4 separate regions of the Homo sapiens genome follow, and all the other regions are linked to region 1. The links are chromatin loops, found by intact Hi-C in ENCODE. Cell type or tissue: natural killer cell. All regions are shown on one strand. Links, peaks and the distances in the headings refer to the core of each region. The heading gives the core; the rest is flanking DNA. Region 1 overlaps SLC39A10 (solute carrier family 39 member 10). Region 2 overlaps HECW2 (HECT, C2 and WW domain containing E3 ubiquitin protein ligase 2). Region 3 has its middle 130 kb from the start of LINC01825. Region 4 holds the start of LINC01827 (long intergenic non-protein coding RNA 1827).

Evidence for each region. A loop is a pair of places that touch in the nucleus more often than their neighbours do. Peaks named below come from ENCODE experiments on the same cell type or tissue, not always from the same donor. Only the 100,000 strongest peaks of a DNase experiment are listed, where the experiment ranks them.
Region 2: it touches region 1 in a loop (6-fold over the local background); 3 of 110 quality-filtered maps call a loop at or near these places.
Region 3: it touches region 1 in a loop (9-fold over the local background); 23 of 110 quality-filtered maps call a loop at or near these places.
Region 4: a loop joins it to region 1, with 10 times the contacts of the local background. A loop is called at or near these places in 73 of 110 quality-filtered maps.

The regions. Positions count from the first base shown.
Region 1 is chr2:195,657,638-195,663,067 of GRCh38, forward strand. The region is part of intron 1 of SLC39A10 (solute carrier family 39 member 10); the gene reads left to right. Among named protein-coding and RNA genes, the nearest start is that of SLC39A10, 3.1 kb to the left of the region's middle. RefSeq lists silencers at 1-57, 258-357. In natural killer cell, for the core only: CTCF peaks have their summits at 2,872 (motif pointing left) and 3,071; DNase peaks (open chromatin) are centred at 574, 1,114, 1,654 and 2,824; H3K4me3 peaks cover 2,523 bases; H3K27ac peaks cover 2,508 bases.
Region 2 is chr2:196,237,775-196,243,204 of GRCh38, forward strand. HECW2 (HECT, C2 and WW domain containing E3 ubiquitin protein ligase 2) reads right to left here. Exons shown (of 29, transcript NM_001348768.2): 20 at 4,310-4,430; 21 at 2,675-2,788. Among named protein-coding and RNA genes, the nearest start is that of HECW2-AS1, 20 kb to the right of the region's middle. RefSeq lists an enhancer at 3,435-3,484. In natural killer cell, for the core only: no CTCF peak of the experiment used is centred there; DNase peaks (open chromatin) are centred at 2,617 and 4,697; H3K4me3 peaks cover 242 bases; H3K27ac peaks cover 4,344 bases.
Region 3 is chr2:195,401,942-195,407,371 of GRCh38, forward strand. No RefSeq gene overlaps it. Among named protein-coding and RNA genes, the nearest start is that of LINC01825, 130 kb to the right of the region's middle. In natural killer cell, for the core only: no CTCF peak of the experiment used is centred there; a DNase peak (open chromatin) is centred at 2,910.
Region 4 is chr2:195,574,012-195,579,441 of GRCh38, forward strand. LINC01827 (long intergenic non-protein coding RNA 1827) reads right to left here and starts at 482. Exons shown (of 2, transcript NR_187191.1): 1 at 313-482. In natural killer cell, for the core only: CTCF peaks have their summits at 2,292 (motif pointing right) and 2,495; a DNase peak (open chromatin) is centred at 2,280; H3K27ac peaks cover 724 bases.

The DNA.
Region 1 (5,430 bases), core at 230-5,229:
GGGTGGGGGAGTGACCGCTGGGCGGGTGGCGGCGGTTAGGGGGCTGCGCGCCGGCCGCGGATGGCGTCGCAGGCGCGGGCGGGCGAGGCTTTGGGGATCTGTAGGCAGGTCTTCGGGGGCTTGGCGACCAGCGCCCCGGTTTTTTCTTCTCCAGTCCTTCTCTCTGGTCTGTAATGGGGCGAGGGGACCCCGGGATGGAGCCTCGGCACCGCTGTTCCGGACCGAGGCTAACGGACGGCGGCGCCTCTGCTCCTACTAGTTTTCTCCCGGACCAACCGAAAAGCCGAGGCGGAGCGCGGGGGTGTGAAGATCTCGGCCTGCTGGGGGTCCCTGGAGCTGAGGGTGAGGGTGGGGCCGGGTCGGTGGGACAGGCCGGGTGGGCCGGAGGTGGCGCGGCCGCACGGCTTTGTTCCGGAAAGCCCTTAGGTGGAGAGCGATGTGGGGCGCGGCAGGGGGATCGCGTAGAGGAACCTTCGCGCACCGCCTCTCCGGGTCTGGGAATCTGCTGAACTCCTTGCCTCTCCTGGGGTCCCTCGAACGCCCCAGCTAAGAAGGGCGGGGGCCTTGCCAGGGCGCGAGCAACATGACGTTCAAGGTCTTCCTGTGGCTTCTGTAAAGAAATGTTCACGTGGGAGCCTGTCCACATGGGCTGTACTAAGGATCTGGCACGAGGAAGAAATATCACTGCAGAACCTGAAGCCCTCCGTTGGAAGGGTCGTTCACTCGAGTACCTATTCTAAGTAACAGTGACACAAAACACATGTTAGAAAAAAACAAAAAGTATGGTAGGTTATACTGTTTTTTAAAAGAAACTTTTATTTATGCCTTTTGCTGTTAAGTCCTCTAATTTTACATTGGAACTGAGTCATTCTTGGAGCAAAACTAGAATAGGTTTGTATTTGTTTTCTTTTTGGATGTGTATCTAAATTGTACATAATTAAGAAAAAGCAAGTAATGGAAAAGCTGGAGATGTAGAACTTAGTTCCTTCTAACTTAGTATGCAATTGAAAGCCTCAAGTCAAGACTCCTGTGTATTGTTTTGTATTAGGACTCTATTGTACAAATATTTGAGTACCTTAATATGAGTCAGTTACTTTTTCTAGATCTTGGATCCATGCCAGACAACGCACATTCTGCAGACACTGGTTACTCCAGTGGCTCCTTACTGGAAACATATAATATCAGTGATAAGTGCTGTGAAGAAAATAAAACAATGATGTGCTGGTATGGATTTTTAACTTTTTTATGTGATGAACCACAGAATGATGGTTTTAAATGTATGAAATACATAGAATTGCAACAGAAACCAGTTATGAAATAATGAAGATATTAAATATGACATCTATATTTTAGTAAAGCATTAGTGAGGACTGTAAATGATCTTTAAAGAATTTGGCTTAAATTTAATCTAAAATTGCTATCAGGTATTTCACATCGCTGTAATTTTTGCCTGCATTCGTAACTGAAGAGATAAGTAAATGTCAGAGGTTAAGATAAATCTTTTTCTTTTTTTACCTGTCCATATTTACAAACATTCTGCGTTCCGTACATAGACGCCTGGATAAGAACCCCTGTGCAAGAATGACTTTGGTGCTACTTTAAAAAAAGTGGTTGGGGAAGACCTCATAGGAAATGACATCAATAATAGATTGCATGATAACCTATACTAGTTCTTACTGTTACCAATTTAAATTCTAACTGCTTAAAAGCTAACACGGTCCTTCCCTTTTTTTGAGCACCTGATTTGAAGTACTTTGAGTAGGCCTCAAGTGTCGTATGCAAGTACTAATCTAGGGGGTGTGCCTTTTTCAAAAGTGATTTTTGGAGAAGATAGGATGTAGTATTATAGCAAGGAAAATTCAGCATCTGGGATGATCATTTCCTTCTGATTAGAGAAATTTACCTTGTTAATATTCTGTTCACCCAACCCTTCTACCCTCAGTGTTGACCAATACTGGAAAAAATTTAGGGCTTTGGAGTGAAATTTTAAAAGTTCAAAACCTTGATCTATTAATTAGTTTGCTTACCTTGAGGAAGTTGCTTATCTTAATCTTCTATTTGAACTTCAAGTACAAAAACCCTACTCACGGACTTAACTGTGACCATTAAATGAGATAACCAAAAGGCTGAAGATGATAGTGAGTTGATTTTACCTTTTTTCTACATACAGATGTTTCAGTTCTTTCATTAGTGGTTGAAGGTCTGCGTTCTTTTTCTCCCTCCACTCCCTCCTTGACTACCCCCAGAATGAGCTTTGATGGTCTCTACTGGGCCTTTGGGGGGGATACATTATCCTGTTGTTTTTGTTCTGTTACTTATATATAATACTCATGGATTTATTTCTACTTCTCTTCCATTTTCTAATTTATAATAACATGTGCATCTTGTTTTCCCTGCCAAACTAAATTTCGTGAGGGGGTACATACTGCACAGTTTTTTTTGTCACATACTGCTTATGACACATGAATATGCAGAGCTTGTCAAGCTCTTTAATTAAGTTTAAAATGCTAATTGAGTGAATCAAAACTTAACCATTATGGTTAGGCTAAAAATGTCAGCTTGTGTTTATATAGTGCTTACCTCAGTATTGGAAATGCCATGAGTTTAGTATCAGAAGGACATTATTACTAGTGCATTTTAAAGTGATACCAGTCATAGTTGCAAAAGAAAGTACACAATGGGAAATGGAAGAGAAATGTAGGGAATCAAAACAACTAGTTTTTTCCTTTATAACGGAAGTTTTATAATTCATCTTTTATGTAAGTGTAATTCTCATTAAAAATACCCTAAAGCTTAAAGTTTGCAAGGCTGCCCAGCCTAACCCACAACAGTTTGATGCTGCCCCCTAGCGTTTGATTCCCTTCACCTTTTGCTAAAATAAGGTAATGTTTAAATTACAATTAGATTTACTTACTGCTGTAAATCTGGTCTATTTTAGTTTCCTCTGGGTAGTTAGTGTTGCTAATAAGATGGACGTAAGTGTTTTTGAACTGGTGAATTCTGATTGCTTTTAGCCCCCAGTTTTCCAAATAGGGGTGAATTTTGGGTAGAGATAGAACAATCACCAAGTTACCTTGCTCCAAAAAAGAAATTTACGTATGGGATTGTTTTCAAAGCGGGAAGTTAGCTGTGTAAATAACAACAATTTTATATATTTAATCTGGGCTTCTCCTTATCTTGAATGATATAAAAATCTACTTTCTAGATTAATTTAGTTCCATATAACTTTGTATTGCTTTGACTGTACTGATAATAAAGTTTGAAAGTGTTAAATTTACATTGTGAGCTTTTTTTTAAAATTCGAATTTATTTTCTATGACTTTTATAGAATGATTCTTAAAAAATAGTTTCAAGGACCTCTTCATAGCCACAAGATTTCCTTTTTTATATCATTAATATTATTTTATGTGAATACTATAATGAAACCCAAGTATTCAGTTTACACACAGATATTATAACACAATATACCACTACACAAAGGCAATGAACAGATAACATTCTACAAAATCTACTTTACAGAAAGGATTTTCTGTAGTCAATGCAAACTCTTAAGGTTTTAGGTTTTATTTAGATTATTGCAATATCAGTATTTCAAACTCTTTTTTTTCTTTTTATTATCCCTTATAAGTTCTATGGATAGGCCACAGGATAACTTTTAGCTTTTTCTAAAATATCCAAACATATTCTCAATAAAAAATTAGTGGAATGCTTAAAAGTATAGTAGGTATGAAGAAATATAGAATCAAAATTACAGTTTTAAATAATAGTATGTATTTATTTATATAGAGACAAGGATCTTGCCATGTTGTCCAGGCTGGTCACAAACTCTTGGGCTCAGGCAATCCTCCCATCTTGGCCTCCCAAAGTGCTGGGATTACAGGCATGAGCCACCGTGCCCAGCCAGTAATACTAAATTATTTCCAAATTAACTGCTTAGGAGACCACATACAATGTTCAGACATGTTAAAACAGGACACAATTCATTGTATCACATCAGTAATTCTGTGTCGAATACTGTTTTCCTATCAGAACGTAAGGGTTTTTTTGGATTGCCAGATACAAGGAGTGGTTATTTAATAGATTTTTAATGGTAGATATTTTTATGTTAAAAGATGTTAGAATAGGATGCTACTGGTGATACAGGTTTGCAGGCTTGTACAAGTATAAGGACAAAATCTAAAATCTTGCTCAGGTAGTGTTTATTTTCACAATCTAAAAGTAAATATTTTGTCATAACCTTTTATAATCATGTTTTATAATTACTCATTTTTAGATACTGCTGAAAGGGAGGTATCAGATAATACTTATCCTTGTATTAATATTTCTAATCAATTTTACCCTTTTATATACTCGACTTTGGGGGACAGCCCATCCCGTTAAGATTTTTAGGGATTAGAAAAGCAAGAATGTTGTAGGATGTATCCTTATTAATATCATTATGTACTTCCATAGGACGAGAAGTATTGTTATAAGAACTGTGAACTACGAAGGAGGTTAATTTTAATCCTCTATAATGAAGATTTAATCAGTGATCACTTTAGGTTTTAGATTTTCATTGAATAAAGGAAGAAGAAAAACCTCAGTCACTTTTAGTGTAGTAAGAACATCAGAGATATGTATCCTACTGTGGTGTTCCCTTTTTTTTTTTTTTGTGAGACAGTATCTCTGTTCCCCAGGCTGGAGTGCAGTGGTGAGATCAGGGCTCACTGCAGCCCTGACCTCCTGGGCTTGGGTCATCCCCTTACCTCATCCTTCCTAGTAGCTGGGAATACGGGAGCGTGTGCCACCATGCCTAGCTAATGTTTTGTATTTTTTATTGTAGAGACAAGAGTTTCACCATGTTGCCCAGGCTGGTCTCAAACTCGAACTCAAGTGAGCTACCTGCCTTGGCCTCTTGAAGTGCTGGGATTACAGGCATGAGCCACCGTGCCCAGCCTATGCTATTACTTTAATATCTATAAATAAAAAGAAACAATTTCAGATATTCCTTGCCTTCCCACCTCTAGGCTTTTTTCTAAATTCACTTTTATATATTTGAATTTTTGAGTTTTAAAATAGTGGTTTCCCCTATAATTGTCTGCTGGATTGGCACTTTAAAAAAAAATCTGTAAATTAAATTTGGATCAGCAAACTATGGGCCAAATATCCCTGCTTCTGTAAATTGTTGGAACAAAACTTGCTTATTGATGTGTGTATTGTCTATAGCTGCTCTTGCGGTAAAATACTTTAGTAGAAAAATGTTCAGTCAAATGATCAATTCATAGGTAATGTGAATTTGCAGGTGTTCTTTACCTACATAGTAGAGAAGCTTTTTGTCTCTTTCCGCTTTCCATTTTTCCTCTGCAGAGGGAATTATGCTTTATTATGCTTGGAGTCGGAAAAGGAATGTGAAGCCCTTGGCCTTCAACTGTTGGTTACCACCGAACTGTC
Region 2 (5,430 bases), core at 184-5,183, 580 kb after region 1:
ATTGGGAACTCTTTCAGTTGGCTCCTGGGTTTTTTCAACATACCCCACGACTGGGATTTTTGAGGATTTCTTTAATCTCTGGCAGACACCAAAAGATGCTTCGGGCTGCATCTTGTATATTTCCTGCTTAGTGTTAGAATCAGCCATTTCTCTAAAAACCTTGATTCTTAGATCTGGGTGCCAGATACATGTGTTTTTAAATGCTCATTACTAGACCCAGACATGAAGAACTTACAAAATGATACATTTTGAGGGGATTAGAATTGGTAAAGAGAAAGTAACAGAAAACCTCCATACAAAACAAATTAGCTGGGCGTGGTGGCATGTGCCTGTAGTTCCAGCTACTCAGGAGGCTGAGGCAGGAGAATCACTTGAACCCAGGAGGCGGAGGCTGCAGTGAGCCAAGATCATGCCACTGCACTCCAGCCTGGGCAGCAGAGTTAGACTCTGTCTCAAAAAACAAAACAAAACAAAACAAAAAAACAGAAAACCTCCAGCTCCATTTTTATAGTTCAATGGAAAATTTGGGTCGCTCTTCCCTTTGGGTATGTATTATAATCCAGAAAAAAAGTTAGGGTTGTTCATTTTCATGTGATAGAGTCAGTGTGTTTGAGAAGGTGGCAAAGGCTAAAAGAGCTCCTTACTTTTATGTAGCTCAAGGTTTCTTTCTTTCTTTCTTTCTTTCTTTATTTTTTTTAGCTTTCTATTTTTCCAGCACAATTACTGTTTTCATCTCTCAAAAACAGCATATGTATCCTCGGTACCTCAATAGCAAATTAAAGTCTATATCTAATAATTTATGATACTGACCTGACAAAGTCATGAGTCCAGAAATCCAGCTTCAATAAACCATATGCAGAGTGAACAGATTAAGAAATTGTCCCTGCTAACTGAGCTCACAGCTTAGAACATCCTCTCCCTTGTTTTCCCTCCGATGTCACAGGAAGGAGACAGATGATGGAGGCAGGAAGCATTTGGACATCAATGTAATGTAATCAAATACAGAGGCATCAAGCCCCACTCACCCTGGACCTCCTCCTAGGAACTAATGTCATTAATCCACACCATGAGGAGACTGCTTTAGGAAAACCAGTCATGATAAACGTCTGTTCTATTCAAACTTAAATATCAGTGCTTCCAAAGACTCTTCCCTATATCTTTGAGATCTCAACAAACTCTGGTCCAACAATGAAGGGAGGCAGCTGGAGTTCTGGGGGAGGAAAAGTATTCTCATCCAAACCAGACTGATTATGTAAGGAAATACTTGGAATCTCATGCATACTGGTGATTAGGCTAACATTTGCCTTCATTTTCAACTGTGCACCTTCATCTTTAAGCCAACTAACACAAGTGAGAAGTCCACTTATGCACATCAGCAATGAAAGGCTCAGATCTCATGCAAACTTCTGTACAAATTTTGTCATGTCATAGTGTGTTTGCACATACTACTTTACCTTAATGTAGGAATAGCTGGGAGACTACACAGCACTGCATGTGACAAGAGCGGAAGTTATCAGTCATTAGCTGGAATGGGCAAAATGTCCAGAGATAGGAAAAAATTCAGATGGGCTGGAGTGCAGGAGTTTTGCTTAGGTCCCAGAGCTAGTCCAAGAGTACCAGATGAAAGACAAACGGCCTGAATTTGAATCCTGATTTTTCTATTCCCTAGTTCCATCAGCAGATGCAAATTATTTTATAGTTTGGAGTCATTATTTCATCCACTGTGTACTGAATGGCTGAATTTGTTCAATATCACTAATATGATTCCATAATCTAATATACTTTATTCCCAGGCATGACTGAGAGGGATAGCCTTAAAATGATCCAAATCAACAAGAGCCACAGAGAACACAATCAGACAATTGTATGGTATTAGAAAAATTCCCTCTAGCAGCTGCTGAGTTATGAAGAAGATGTTGAGACTTGAACCCAGACCTGAAATGAGGAAGAAGGGGTCTGGGAGGGATGACAGCTGGCCTCTTCTAATGTGATGTGTAATAACAGTTATGTCTATTTGGGCACAACAGACACTGTGTAGGAGTCTTCCCCGCTTCATTTCCTAACCCTTATCTTGACGAGCACACTCATGGAAGAGTCATGGAAGGCGGGACATGTTTGTTTATGTTAGGTAGTAATGTTGGTAGGTGTGCTGCCTTCCCAAGGGAAGAGAAAAACTGGAGGCAGAGAAATAAGAGCCAAGGCCCAAGAGTTACTTCTGTGGAGGCTTCTGGGTAGAACAGCAAGATTCTAATTCATGTTTCTGAAACTGAACTTATTTAATAGAGGAAGCACGTTCTACCTAGCCCTGCAGGGTAGAAAATAAGATCACAGATCACAAAGGAATTGCATAAATGCAATTCCTTGTTTTTTTTCCTTGTAAAGCCTTACTTTTTCCCTTTAAGAGAAAGAGAGGTCCGGAGAGAAGAAACTGAACTAGGCTTCTGTTCTCAAAAATGATCTAAAGCTACAAGTTTTTACTAAAGGATTTCTATGTCAAGTGATTTAAAAGCCAGAGGAGACCTTTAAAAAAAAAAAAGCCCAAAGGTTTAAGTGTATGAGAACAGCACTTCCTGGCAGAAGGATTTCCTGTTTCAGGCAACCACAGCGACGTGGAGAAACATCCGCCTTGTGGCCACAGCCTATGTTCCACAGGCCACTTCTCTGTTCTACTCACCCTTCCTCCCCAACGAAGGTGACATATAGCTTATTTCTCTGCAGGTCTTTTCTGGAGTAGCCCATAATCTGATTAAAAGCATCTTCTAGTAAGTGATCTCTTCGGATAATTAACCTGTCCATAAAGAGACAATTTAGAAAATACAAATTATTACTATACTATTAAAGATAATTTACTTATCTTTCTAGAACATTTCCATTTGCCACAATTAACTAGGTAAGAAGAATGTTACTTAATATCATTGCTGTCTGCAATAAAGTACACATTTGTCTTGAACTCTTAATAGCATTAGCAAAAGTTACATGAGAGAATCATTGGTAGAGTACCCTACCTATGACCAGTGTAAACAACCGGAGAATCCTATCTAAATGGTCAAATCAGTTTATCCCAGAAAAAAAATGATCATAAAACAACACCACACACACCACACACACCGCCCCCCGCCCATACATTTTGTTTAGTAAAGCAAGAACAACTCTATGAGGCAATGTTTTAAGTCTCAATGCATGTAGACAAGGAATTCAATTATTAAGTGCCCAGCAAGATGACTGTGAGAACAAAGAGGAAAAAAAAAATTCTCAATATCCTCCAAAGCAGAGGAGTTTCCAATTGTTAATTGTTAAATTAAGTGAATCTTGACAGTCCCTAAGGGACAGATACAAATGAATGATGAGTGTGGCAGGTTAATCTACTTGTGATGATGCCAATTAAAGTCATCCTTCCATAGATATCAATTTGCTCTTAATGTAAATGGTAATGGGCAGAGAGATGATAGGGAGGCTGAATGCATGACAGCTGGATCATCCTAGACCTTTGTAAGTTAAGTGTGAGAAAAGTAAAGCTCAGAGAAGTATGGTGTTTGGGCAGGCAGATGATTTTTTAGGGCAATGAAGGTGGATTTTAATCAAGCAAGCCTTCCTGCAGGTGGGGCAGTGAGCCATGGGGCTGCTGTTGGTCTGGTCTCTGGACCGTCTCTCAGGCACCCAGGGTCACAGGGGTGCTCCAGTGGAGACCGTCCCTCCTCTGTCCTCTCTCAGTGGCAGACTGATCTCCAGTGGGGACGTGGGACAGGGGTGAAGGCAGGGAGGAGAGAAAGAAGGGTAAGTAGGGAATGGAAACAATTCTAGGCCAAACAACATGATGATGTTTCAGTTTCCCCATTTGAAAGGAGGAGATGGATGAAGAAAGGCCGAAACAACATTCATGACATGTTCTGCTGTGAAGTTTGTTTCACAGAACTGAACAGAGCTGAGCACTATTCCTACACTCAGGTCAGTTCAGGAGACAGAAACTTGCAGTGGAGGACATTGGGATAGCTTTATAGCTAATGAATATACTATGCACCAACAAAGACATACTTTTCAGAGGAAAAAAATAAATCAGCCTTTTATTTTGCCTTTATTTTTGCATGAAAAGTGGCAGTGTCTTCACTATTTGTTTTAAAATGTTAAGCTTAATCATGTTTCATTCCAGGACTATGTTTTAGATGATCCTATAATTTACAAATTCCAAAATAATTATGCCGACTAAAATGAAGGCTAGTCATCCCAAATCACAATCAATTTCCTAGAGGCCCAACTGTGCCCTCTCCTTTCACCATCTATACATTATGTGGTTTGTGTCACTTTGACTTACTTTAACTTCCCTGGGCCTTGTCCATATCCTTTAGTCTCTAACTTCCTGTAAAAGTTCCTCAGTTTGGCTTCGAAATCCCGCTTGTAAGGGGCTGGAGCCCGGGCATTGGCACGCTGGGTACCTGCAGCAAACCACAAAGAGAGGACAATCTGGATTTGTGCCTCGTCCTTATGTTCATCACATCACCATGGACAAAAGCTATCACAATCAACAAGTCAAATGAGGCAACTGTCTTAACTTCTGCATTTTTGATTTCTGCAAGTTGAAGGATATAACAAACCTCAACCAAGGTCTTAAGTGACGTCCTCTTTGTGGCATTTTGGTTGAGAATAAAAATTCTGTTTGAATAGTTACAATGGTGCCCATGTGTTTCTCAAGTATGTTCCCCTTTTCAGTCGAAACTAATATGAGTCAAACAGAGTTACTCATGTCTAGTAGTAACTGTTAGGATGAAATGTCTTTGCTTGCTGCTGAAATGATATCATGGCAATTAGACAGGAAGTTGCAATGGAAAGTACATGGTATATAAGTAAGTGGCACCAAGAGTGAGGTTTTAATCATTCACTCTAAATTCCTCACCAAAAAACTCCTCATGAAACTTTTTTTTTTTTTTTTTTTTTTTTTGAGACGGAGTCTTACTCTGTCACCCAGCAGGCTGGAGTGCAGTGGTGCAATCTTGGCTCACTGCACCCTCCGCCTCCTGGGTTCAAGTGATTCTCCTGTTTCAGCCTCCCAAATAGCTGAGATTACAGGTGCCTGCCACCATGCCCAGCTAATTTTTGTATTTTTAGTAGAGACAGGGTTTTGCCATGTTGGCCAGGCTGGTCTGGAACTCCTGACCTCAGGTGATCCACCCACCTCAGCCTCCCAAATTGCTGGGATTACAGGTGTGAGCCACCGCACCTGGCCTACAAAACTTCTTTTAGATATGCACTATCACCAAGAATGATTTTAGACACATAATTACATAAATCTCATATTGCAGGGTAAAATCTTAATATAACACATAATTGCAAAAGGCACCTGTCTCACTTGCACAAAGTGCGCACTTGCACAAAGAATAAATAATATTAATATTTATTGGATTCTTTTTTTTTTTTTGAGACGGAGTTTCGCTCTTG
Region 3 (5,430 bases), core at 304-5,303, 260 kb before region 1:
GTGAGAACAGACTCATAAAACAGTCAATTTAGTTTTGACAAAGGTGCTATTTCCAGTGTTTTTAAAGTGTTCATAACTTTTCTAGGCTCAGTTTGTGTTACAAATTGAATGCAGAACCTGCCATGCCTCCGTACTTTAAAAATACAGAACCCAAAATATTATGACCCCTTGAAAAGCTAATAGAATATGTTCTACTGATCTCCTACTTAAGAATTATTCAATAAACTCAGAGATTATTTGCACTTAGAAAGTAAATTCACTATATCACATTTTAGTTATAAGTGTGTACGACAGATGATTTCTTGATGCATAGCCACTTAGCCACTCACAAAAAGACCTCCCTAATCCCTTTCTAAAGCACACTGATCTACCCATGGAATGTTGAGTGCTCAAAGTCTGTAAGACTCTCACATAAGCATGTGCATATATGTTCCCATCCATTATATCACATGTTTATCCAAAGCCTGCAGTTTACTTCCATAGCATTATTGCAATTACATTATTTAATTAAATATTATCAGTGAGTCCACTAAATGGTGAATAACTGCCAAAAATTCTTTTTTCCAAAAAAGTAATGAAAATGCTAAAAAAAGATCAGAATCAACTTTTTTATAACTCTGAAAATTAAAGTTTTACAGCAATTCAGGGTGCACTTACTGGGAAAAAAAAATGTTAAATCACAGTAAAAAGAGAGATCTTTGTGACATTTTAATTTGTTCTATTTCCACTTCTTTCTCTTTCACTCTGTAATAGCCTTAAAAACCAACAGCAAACAACCATGGTAAAAACCAATAGCCTGGAAGCCAATGGAAGGGGCAGAACGGGTCACAGCTCTTTCAAAGTTCCATTCTCAGAGAATGGGCATTATTTGACGTATCTAGTGAATCTCTAGAAGATCTCACTCACAAGCTTTATTTGACCTGACCTGACTCAGAGCTCATCTTGTGCAAACAGCCTTTTCCCCAGGAACGTTTGTCAAAAATAAGCACAGACAATTGTTCAACATTGCAGCTGCCTGAGATATTGAATAAGAGTTGGGACTTAATGATGTACTTTAATTCCTGTAAGTTTTCTTTACCCCATTCTTTTTTTCTTTTTGTTCCTCTGACTGGGCAGTTTCAAATGACCTATCTTGTTTGTGTGTTTGTTTGTTTGTTTTGAGACAGGGTCTCACTGGGTCATCCTGGCTAGAGTGCAATGGTGCCATCTCAGCTGACTGTAGCCTCAGCCTCCTGCGTTCAAGTGATCCTCCCACCTCAGCTGGCAGGGTAAGTGGGACCGCAAACACACGCCACCACAGGTACACACCACCATGGCCAGCTAATTTTTTTGTTTGTTTGTTTTTTAGAGAAGGAGTTTCAGCATGTTGCACAAGCTGGTCTTGAACTCCTGGACTCAAGCAATCCACCCACTTCAGCCTCCCAAAGTGCTGGGATTACAGGCATGAGCCACTACACCTGGCCTCAAATGACCTATCTTCAAGTTCACTGATTCTTCTGTTTGACGGAGTTTGCTGTTGAAATTCTCTGTGAAATTTTTCAGTTTAATAACTGTGTTTTTTTTTTTTTTTTTTCTGAGACAGGGTCCAGCTCTGTCACCAGGCTAGAGTGCAGTGGTGCAATCACAGCTCACTGCAGCCTTGATTTCCTGGGCTCAAGCAATCCTCCCACCTCAGCCTCCTGAATAGCTGGAAACACAGGTGTGAGCTACCACGCCTGGCTAATTTTCATTTTAATTTTTTGTGGAGACTTGGTTTCACCACGTTGCCCAGGCTGGTCTCAAACTCCTAGACTCGAGTGATCCAACCACCTCAGCCTCCCAAAGTGCTGGGATTACAGGTGTCAGCCACCATACCTGGCCCAATAGTTGTGTTCTTTAGCTCCAGAACTTATGTTTGGTTCTTTTTATAGTTTATATCTCTTTATTGAAATTCTCATTTGGTTCATGTATTGTTTTCCTGATTTTATGTAGTTGTCTATCTGTATTCCCTTGTAGCACATTGAGCTTTCTAAAGATGATTGTTTTGAATTCTTTGTCAGGAAGTTTACAAATATTCATTTCTTTAAGGTTGGTTATTTTGTTCCTTTGACACCACATTTCTGATCCTTGCAGGCATGCTTTGGTGCTGCCCATTTGAAGAAGTAGGCATTTATTTTAATATTTAAAGACTGGCTTCATCGGGGAAAGTCCTTTCCCAGTCAGTCCATCCAGAAATTCTGGGCTGGCCATCTGGTATGGTCAGTGAACAGGTTTGCTGCTAGATCCTTCAGGCAGGCTTGCCTGGTACTTGGGTCAGCAAGTTGGAAGGCCACATGCCTGGGTCCATGGGGTTAAGCCTGGAGCCTTGGTCTACTGGGGTGGACATGGAGTTTAACACCACAATGAGCTATCACTTCTCGTCTGTTAGAATGGCTATTATCAAAAAATAAAATCAGAAATAACAAGTGGTGGAGAGGATGTAGAGAAAAGGAAACTTTGTACACTGTTGATGGGAATGTAAATTAGTATGTATGCCCATTATGAAAACAGTATAGAGTTTCCTCAAAAAACTAAAAATAGAACTACCCTATGATCCAGCTATCCCATTACTGGGCATATATCCAAAGGAAATAAAAATCAGTATGTCAAAGAGATATCTGCACTCCCATGTTCAATGCAACATTATTCACAACAGCCAATATATCAACCTAAGTATCAATCAACAAATGGATAGATTTTTTAAATGTGTGTATATCCACAGTGAAGGAAGTCCTCTCATTTGTGACAACATGGGTTAACCTGGAGGACATTATGCCAAGGGAAATAAGCCAAGCACAGAAAGACAAATGATCTCACTTCTATATGAAATCTAAAAGTCAAATTTATAGAAGCAGAGATTAGAGTGGTGGTTATTAGGGGCTGCAGGGGGCGACTGAGGATAGAGATTGGGGAGATGTTGGCCAAAGGATTCAGAACTTCAGTTAGGAGGAATTATTTCAAAGAGATCTATTGTACAATACTACAATGACTATAGTTATTAAAAATCTATTGCATACTCGAAAATTGCTGAGAGTAGATTTTAAGTATTCTCACCACACACACACAAAATGTGAGGTAATGCATATGTTCATTATTTTGAATTAGTCATTCCACAATGTATACATATTTCAAGACCCTGTGTTGTATACCGTAAAAATATACAACCTGTATTTGTCTAACTAAAGATTAATTTTATTTAAAAGATTTGAGACAAACAATAGACTAATCAAAAAGCTTACAAGGAAAAGCTGGGAAGGAGATATCCATAGGGGCCTTTGAAAAGACTCCTGGGAACTAGAAGTTCATGTGCCTGTGTAGGTCATCCCAATTGCCTGAACTTCTGCTGTAATTATTGCCAAACCACATCATTTTAAAATTATATGGAAGCACATATGACAATTATGTTAGTTTCATCTCTCCAACATTATATTAACATCTAATTTTTGTGTACCACTGACTATGCTCCAGGAACTGTTGTAAGTGCTTTAGATGTGTTGACTCATTCTCATAGGTTAAACATTATTGTTACTCTCATTTTACATAGGAGAAAACTGAAGCTTAGAGTTTTTAAAATCTCAAGGCCAAAAAGCTATGAAGTTTTGGAACTGGGATTCAAATGCCAGTCTTTCAGCTCAAGAGGCCATTCTTCTGAACACCAAGGTATATCTCCTCTAGCTTGGCCTCTAGCTTATAGAAAGGGCAAAGGCTTTGGAGTCAAAGACTTGTGGATATGCCACTTTCTAACTTGGGGAAATCATTTTATCCCTCTGAGGGGTCAGGCTGATGCTACCACCTATTTCATTAAGATATTACAAAAATTAAATCCGAGTGTGAATAGAAATATACTTTGTGTATTGAAAAGTGCTAATAAAAAAAATTCACTCATTAAATACCTGGATCATGGGGAAGGTAAGAAAAACTGTATGGTAGAGCAGAGTTAGTAAGACCTGAGTTTGATTCTGACTTGAACAGTTGCTATTTCTGAGACCTTGGGCAAATCATTTCATCTGTATGGGTCTTAGTTTTGGCATATATAAACAAATGCACCTCTGAGTTCTGAGGGTTAACAAGAAAAAATAAACAAAACACCTGACAAATACAGCAAACTCAATAAATACCATGTCCCTTCCTACTCTCTTTCAATGTCACAGAGCAATGCCCTATTTCCACTCACTTAGCTTTTCTACCTAAACTTGTCAGCTTCTGACATATTACTTACTGATTTGTTTCTCTATTTTGTTTATTTTCTGTCACAGGTAAACCCCTTGAGAGCCAGAGCTTGTGTTTTTCTTTACTGCTGTATTCCTAACACCTAGAACACTATCTAGAAAATAATAAGTGTTCAGTAAATATTTATTGAAGGACCCATTATTATTATTTATTATTATCATTATTATGATCAGTGTCATGGGCTATATAACTGCAATAACAGCACAATATGAGGCAAATATTAATTAAGTAGCATTAAAGTGTATAATATGCTCTCAATCCAGTTTTCTTGAAAATTAATTTTCAGAGTACCTGAATCAGACTCATTTTTGGTACTCATTACATCAGAATTGCCAAATCAAAAGAGAGTTATTCCAAGAATTTAACCTTTAAATATATTTCACCTTTTCTTCCTTCTGTTTTCATATAATCCAGAGTCTTGTTTACCAACCATTTGAACATTCTACTACTTAAAGTAGTATAAAGTTTTGTTATAATTTGGATGAGGCGAAGATAAGGCTAAGGAGAAGATAAATTTTAAATTCAAAGGTTGGCTCTGAAATTAATTTTATTTTCTTAACTATGTGTACATGGATTAAAGCCAGAAAAAAAATTTATAACCCAGTTGCCATATATCTGAAGTCCAAATATTTTCTCTGGCCCAGAACATTTGTCATAATTTTTATGAAATGATTTTTCTAATTTTTTTCTCACTTCACTGTTTTTAAGACAACTTTGGATAACATGAATTCATTAGAGTTTAACATTTGTGGTCAGCTAACAGGCTATCATTCAAAAGATATCTAGGAAACCACCTATATGTTACAAAGAAAGATATACTTTCAGGCCACGCACGATGACTCATCCCTGTAATCCTAGCACTTTGGGAGGCCGAGGTGGGCGAATCTCTCGAGCCCAGGAGTTCGAGACCAGCCTGGGCAACAGGGTGAAACCCTGTCTTTACAAAAAACACAAAAATTAGCTGGGTGTAGTGGCATACACCTGTAGTCCCAGCTATTTGGAAGGCTGAGGTGGGAGGATCGCTTGAGCCCAGGAGACATTGCAGTGAGCAGAGATCTCACTACACTCCAGCCTGGGCGAGAGAGTAAGACTCTTTCTCAAACAAAAGAAAGATAAACTTTCACAATCAGAAAATAGAAAATACGGCATTCAAGCAACTGCCTCATTCTCATCCTAAACGAT
Region 4 (5,430 bases), core at 259-5,258, 84 kb before region 1:
AAGCATTATTTCTCTCTTAAGAAAATTACCAGGCTGGGCACGGTGGCTCACACCTGTAATCTCAGCACTTTGGGAGGACGAGGCAGGCGGATCTACCTGAGGTGAGGGGTTCGAGACCAGCCTGCCCAATGCGGTGAAACCCCGTCTCTACTAAAACTAAAAAAAATAGCTGGGTGTGGTGGCGGGCACCTGTAATCCCAGCTACTCAGGAGGCTGAAGCAGGGAGAATTGCAGTGAGCCGGATTGCACCACTGCACTCCAGCCTGGGCGACAGAGTGAGACTCCATCTCAAAAAAAAAAAGGGAAAATTACCTATTTGCACTTCTTGATTTCCAGGAAGGTGTTAGAGATCTTCATCCCATCCCCAGCCCAAGTCTAGACGTGTTCACCGGAAAGGAAGAAGTTTTTGAGTTCTCAGCAGTAGCTGTGGCTCTAAGGAAAGCAGTGTTGTATGGGTATTAGAGTAGTACAACCAAAGCTCTGCTGGAACAAAAGAGGAACACAGAAAGCTAGGAATGACAAGTGTTTTTCTTCCCTCTCATATGATTCAGTCAGGCTGTCTTTGACCTACATAGCCATCTGACTGGCCACTGTTTTCTTTTCTTTCTTTTCTTTTTTTAGAGATGGGATCTTGCTGTGTTGCCCAGGCTGGACTGAAACTCCTGGGTTCCAGTGATGCTCTCTCCTGAGCTTCCCGAGCAGCTGGGACCACAGGCATACACCACTGCACTGCACTGCACTTGATTAGGTATATTTTAAAATGTAAAATAATAGTGAAAGGATTCTCCCTAGTCCCCATAAACCTGGGAATGGATCGAGGTGAGGACACCAAAACTTTCCCCTGAGACATGGAAATTGCACTGAATGTTTCTTGATGGTTCTAATGCATTAAGAATTAAGAGCTCTTTGCCTAGATTACCCCCAAAATATTAAAAATAACAAAACAAAGTAGAACTAAGGAAAAATATAAGACACATAGAGAAAATGTTTTTCAAAAAATGTTATTTGACCTATGGCTAATTCTGATTTTAAAAGCAGTTAAACAAACGAAACACAACCTAGTGATGCTTACGACTGAAGAAACCATTGATACCTGAAAGAAGGGAAGACTTTAGATATAAAGGCAGAGTGGAATTTTTTTAACCAACATTTCATGCAGCAGCTCCACATGGCCTTCCCATGTCTCAATAGCTTTGATTTGTGGAAATAATGGTTATGCAATTTCCACATATTGTGCTCCAATCACAGCATGTAAGCAACAATAAAAAGAAAACAACTAAATGTACTTGAAGCTGGAGATTTTGATAAGGTTTTCTTTTCACTTCACAAAGTTTGTTAACTGGATATTTTTCTAAGGCAACTGAAATATTCCTGCTGAGTTTCAGACAGATATATGTAAAAGCAGCAAAGTGTCTGATTTTCTTAAATGTATCTATGGCAGCAACACTAGTTAATTTAGTTGTGAAAAAATAACCAAAAAGAAACTATCGGACTATAAGAATTCCACAGTTGGCAGACTGTTGGTATTTCTCTTTCTCTTTAAATATATATATAAATATATCTATAAATATATATAAATATCTATAAATATATCTATAAATATATATATTAAATATATATATGCCATCTGTTTACAAAAGATGAGAAATGTTGGAGAAAATTATTTCCCTTAGGGTATAATGTTATGGCCATTCAGAGAGAGGTCTCTGGTATTTTCAAGGAGAATTTGGTACAAGAACAAGACAGCATCAGGTCTGCACAGTCATTGGCTGCAAAAAACAAAGATGATTTCCTTTAGTCCCTGTTTTAGTTTTACTCTTTGAACTTCCAAGTTTATTTATTGTTATTATTTTTAATGTGGCACAGATTGTTTTAAGAATCAACTTGGTTCCCTTTTTTGAAGTCCTTTTTTTTTTTTAATTTGTTGAGACTGGTTTCTAAAGTGCTCCACCTCCACCACCTGTCATTAGATGGGGGGCTGCGGCTTGGAGAACACTCACAGTTCTGAGTTCAGCTGTGGACGGAATAATGAAGGGCAGCTGCAGAAGGAGGTAGAGCTGCAGATTCAGAGGTAGGTGGCAATACAGTATTTCAAAATAAAAACTACCAAGCTTCAGATCGGTGATAAATTGTCATGCACTAAGTGTACCTGGAGAAATAAAACTAATCTCTATCCATTTTAATTCTCTCAGAAGGACTTTCCCTCTTACATATAAAATCCTGGGAATTTCCCCCTCCTCATCCAGTCATTTCTATGTGATTAATCATACATTGGTTACTCGTCACTAGATGGCATTGTGCAATGTTTCTTGACAGCAGTAACTAAATTGGTAAAGTTACAGCTTGGGCTATTTTTTGGTATTTTCTTCTTTGGGATGGATCTAGAGGATCTAAATCTGATCCTGGATATGTCATCATCTTTATATGTTTTATGAGTATGGCTTTGTAAAATTTGTGTCTTCTTTGAGAGTCTTTTTCTTAGTATAACTTCCTAGTACATGAACCCAATAATTATCAGTCTTAAATGAACAATAAATAAATTCTTCCTCTAATTTTCCTCCAAGTCACATGTACAAATGTTTACTTACATTTGCAGAAATAAAATAAAGCTCAACATATCTAGGATCTCTACCTAGGCATGAAGGTAGAAAAAAATATATATGGAAATTTGCTTTATCTAAGCATGGCCAGTTGAAATCAAGCTGTGGATAAGCCATGAAGATAGAGTAATATAAAAAGATCAGTTAATGCTTTCATAAACCTGTGAAATTCACAAAGGAAATATAATAGCCATAAGTAAGTAAAACTGATATAAATGTGTTATGAATTAGTAGTCACAGTCTTGTACTTTTCCAGACATGACAAATAATTGTGACCATTTTTATTTGTTGTGTTCCCATAAACCTTATGGTGCTGAAGAATAAATTCTAATTTCTGTGCTATCAATAAAATAGGACACATTTTCCCAAGTTATAATTATGACTTAGTGACCTGAGAATTTGTAAATAACAATGGATGATAAAATTAATTATTTGGAATGAAGCTAACAAGATAAATGACAGATAGATAGATAGATAGATAGATAGATAGATAGATAGATAGATATGGTAGATAAATGCATAGCAGCTAATACAGCATTTGACATTCTGAAGTTATATAAAAACTATAATATTGATCTGCTGTTTTCATTTACTTATTTTAAAATCTGAAAAATTGTTTCTCTTTTTTAATTTGCCTTTTTATTTTAATTTCATTCATTTGTCCATTCAAAAACATTAACCAAACACCAGCTTTGGATCTGTTCAATACCAGAGATGCAAAGATAAGTAGGATACCAAATGTGCCCTCAAAAAGCCTTTAGTCTTTTATGTTAAGCATCCATAAAGTAACTATCAGAATCATTCATGAAAGAAGGAGCAAGGGGGAATGAAAGAGGGAGATATGTAATGCAAAGAGTCTTAGAAAAGGAAACAAGATGCAGGCCGGGTGTGGTGGCTCACACCTGCAATCCCAGCACTTTAGGAGGCCGAGACAGGAGGATTGCTTGAGTCCAGGAGTTTGAAACCAGTGTGGGCAACATAGCGAGATCCTGTCTCAAAAAAAGAACAAAGCAAAAAAGATGCATGGTTTATGGTCACAGCTCTAACAGTAACTCATGCTATAACCCTGGACCTCCCTCATTGTATGTTCAAATGAAATAATTTTATAGAAAAGTGCTTTGTAAACTGTAAAATGTTTTTAAAATACTAGTTTTTAAAGCTTTTTCATATAAGAAACCCACTTTTTTTTTAATAGAACTTTGATCCTTCAGGCCAATGCAGCTCCCTTTTAATTTTCTGTTTCAAAATTCCAGCTGCATACATAAAATCCATTAAATTTCCAACTCATCTTGTAAAACAAAAATTGGACAGAAGCACCACAATCTTGGAGAGAGAAAAGGCAAAAGGCTAACCTAAATGCCCAGTGATCACATCAAACTCTAAAACACTGAGATGCTCTGATTGTCCCCTTTCCCCCTTCTACTCTGCTGATTCTTGCTCTTTCTCTTAGTTTCTGCAGGTGAGAAACGTAATTTCAAGTAAATCTGTTACAATAAAACATGACAGATGAAAGACCCCCATTCTGGTCCTAGGCCATTACCTCTTCCACGCTTTGATGGTAGAAAAAAAACAAAAAGCGTTTGAATGGATTGCTAGATTAGGAGATTCAGTACAATATCATCTATTCTTAGACCGGTTTAATAGTTCTGCAAAATGCCTATTTTTCATTAAAGCCAGTCATACTGTAATCTACAATAGATAAGTCAGAAAAAGTTTTATTTTCGGTATACAGACATCATTATGTAAGAAATAAGAAACTCAAATGTATTTAAGGCCACAAAGAAAGATACATAGGTGGGGTGGGGGAGAGCATTAGGGAAAGAGCTAATGCATGCTGGGCCTAATACCTAGGTGATGGGTTGCTAGGTACAGCAAACCACCATGGCACATGTTTACCTGTGTAACAAACCTGCACATCCTGCACAGGTACCTTGGAACTTAAAAAAATAAAATAAAATAAAAATAAAGAAATTATATATTTATTTTATTTTATTTTATTTTTATTTATTATTATTATTATTTTTATTTTTTTGAGACGGAGTCTCGCTTTGTCGCCCAGGCTGGAGTGCAGTGGCACAATCTCAGCTCACTGCAACCTCCGCCTCCCGGGTTCACGCCATTCTCCTGCCTCATCCTCTCCAGGTAGCTGGGACTACAGGCGCCCGCCACCACGCCTGGCTAATTTTTTTGTATTTTTAGTAGAGACGGGGTTTCACCATGGTCTTGATCTCCTGACTTCATGATCTGCCCGCCTCAGCCTCCCAAAGTGCTGGAATTACAAGCGTGAGCCACCGCGCCTGGCCATAAATTATATATTTAAAAAAAAGAAAGATACAAAAAAAGGTGTCCTTGGTCAAGTACTTGACTGGATCTAAGTATGTGTAGAGAAGTGTTTTATCTTAATTTCCTGGTCCTTTATGTCTTTTACTTTGTTACTGCATTAAGCTGTTTGTAGTATGATGACAGCTTACCAATAAAAAAAGATTTCTATTTTTTTAAGTTTTTAAAAATTTTTAAATTCAATTAAATTTTTTTTCACCCTGCCCATCCCTCAAAATTAACTTCTAATTAAGCATTTTGGCTAAAAATGTTTCCTCAATATATTAGAAAAACCTGGTTATTCCTGGGCTCAAGCTCCTGGACTCAAGCAGTTCTCCCACCTCAGCCTCCTGAATAGCTTAGACAACAGGCATGTGCTATCACATCTGTCTAATTTTTTTTTTTAAGAATGGGGGTCTCACTATGTTGCCCAGGTTGGTCTCAAACTCCTGGGCTCAAGGGATCCTCCTGCCTTGGCCTCCCAAAAGTGCTGGGATCACAGGCCTGAGCC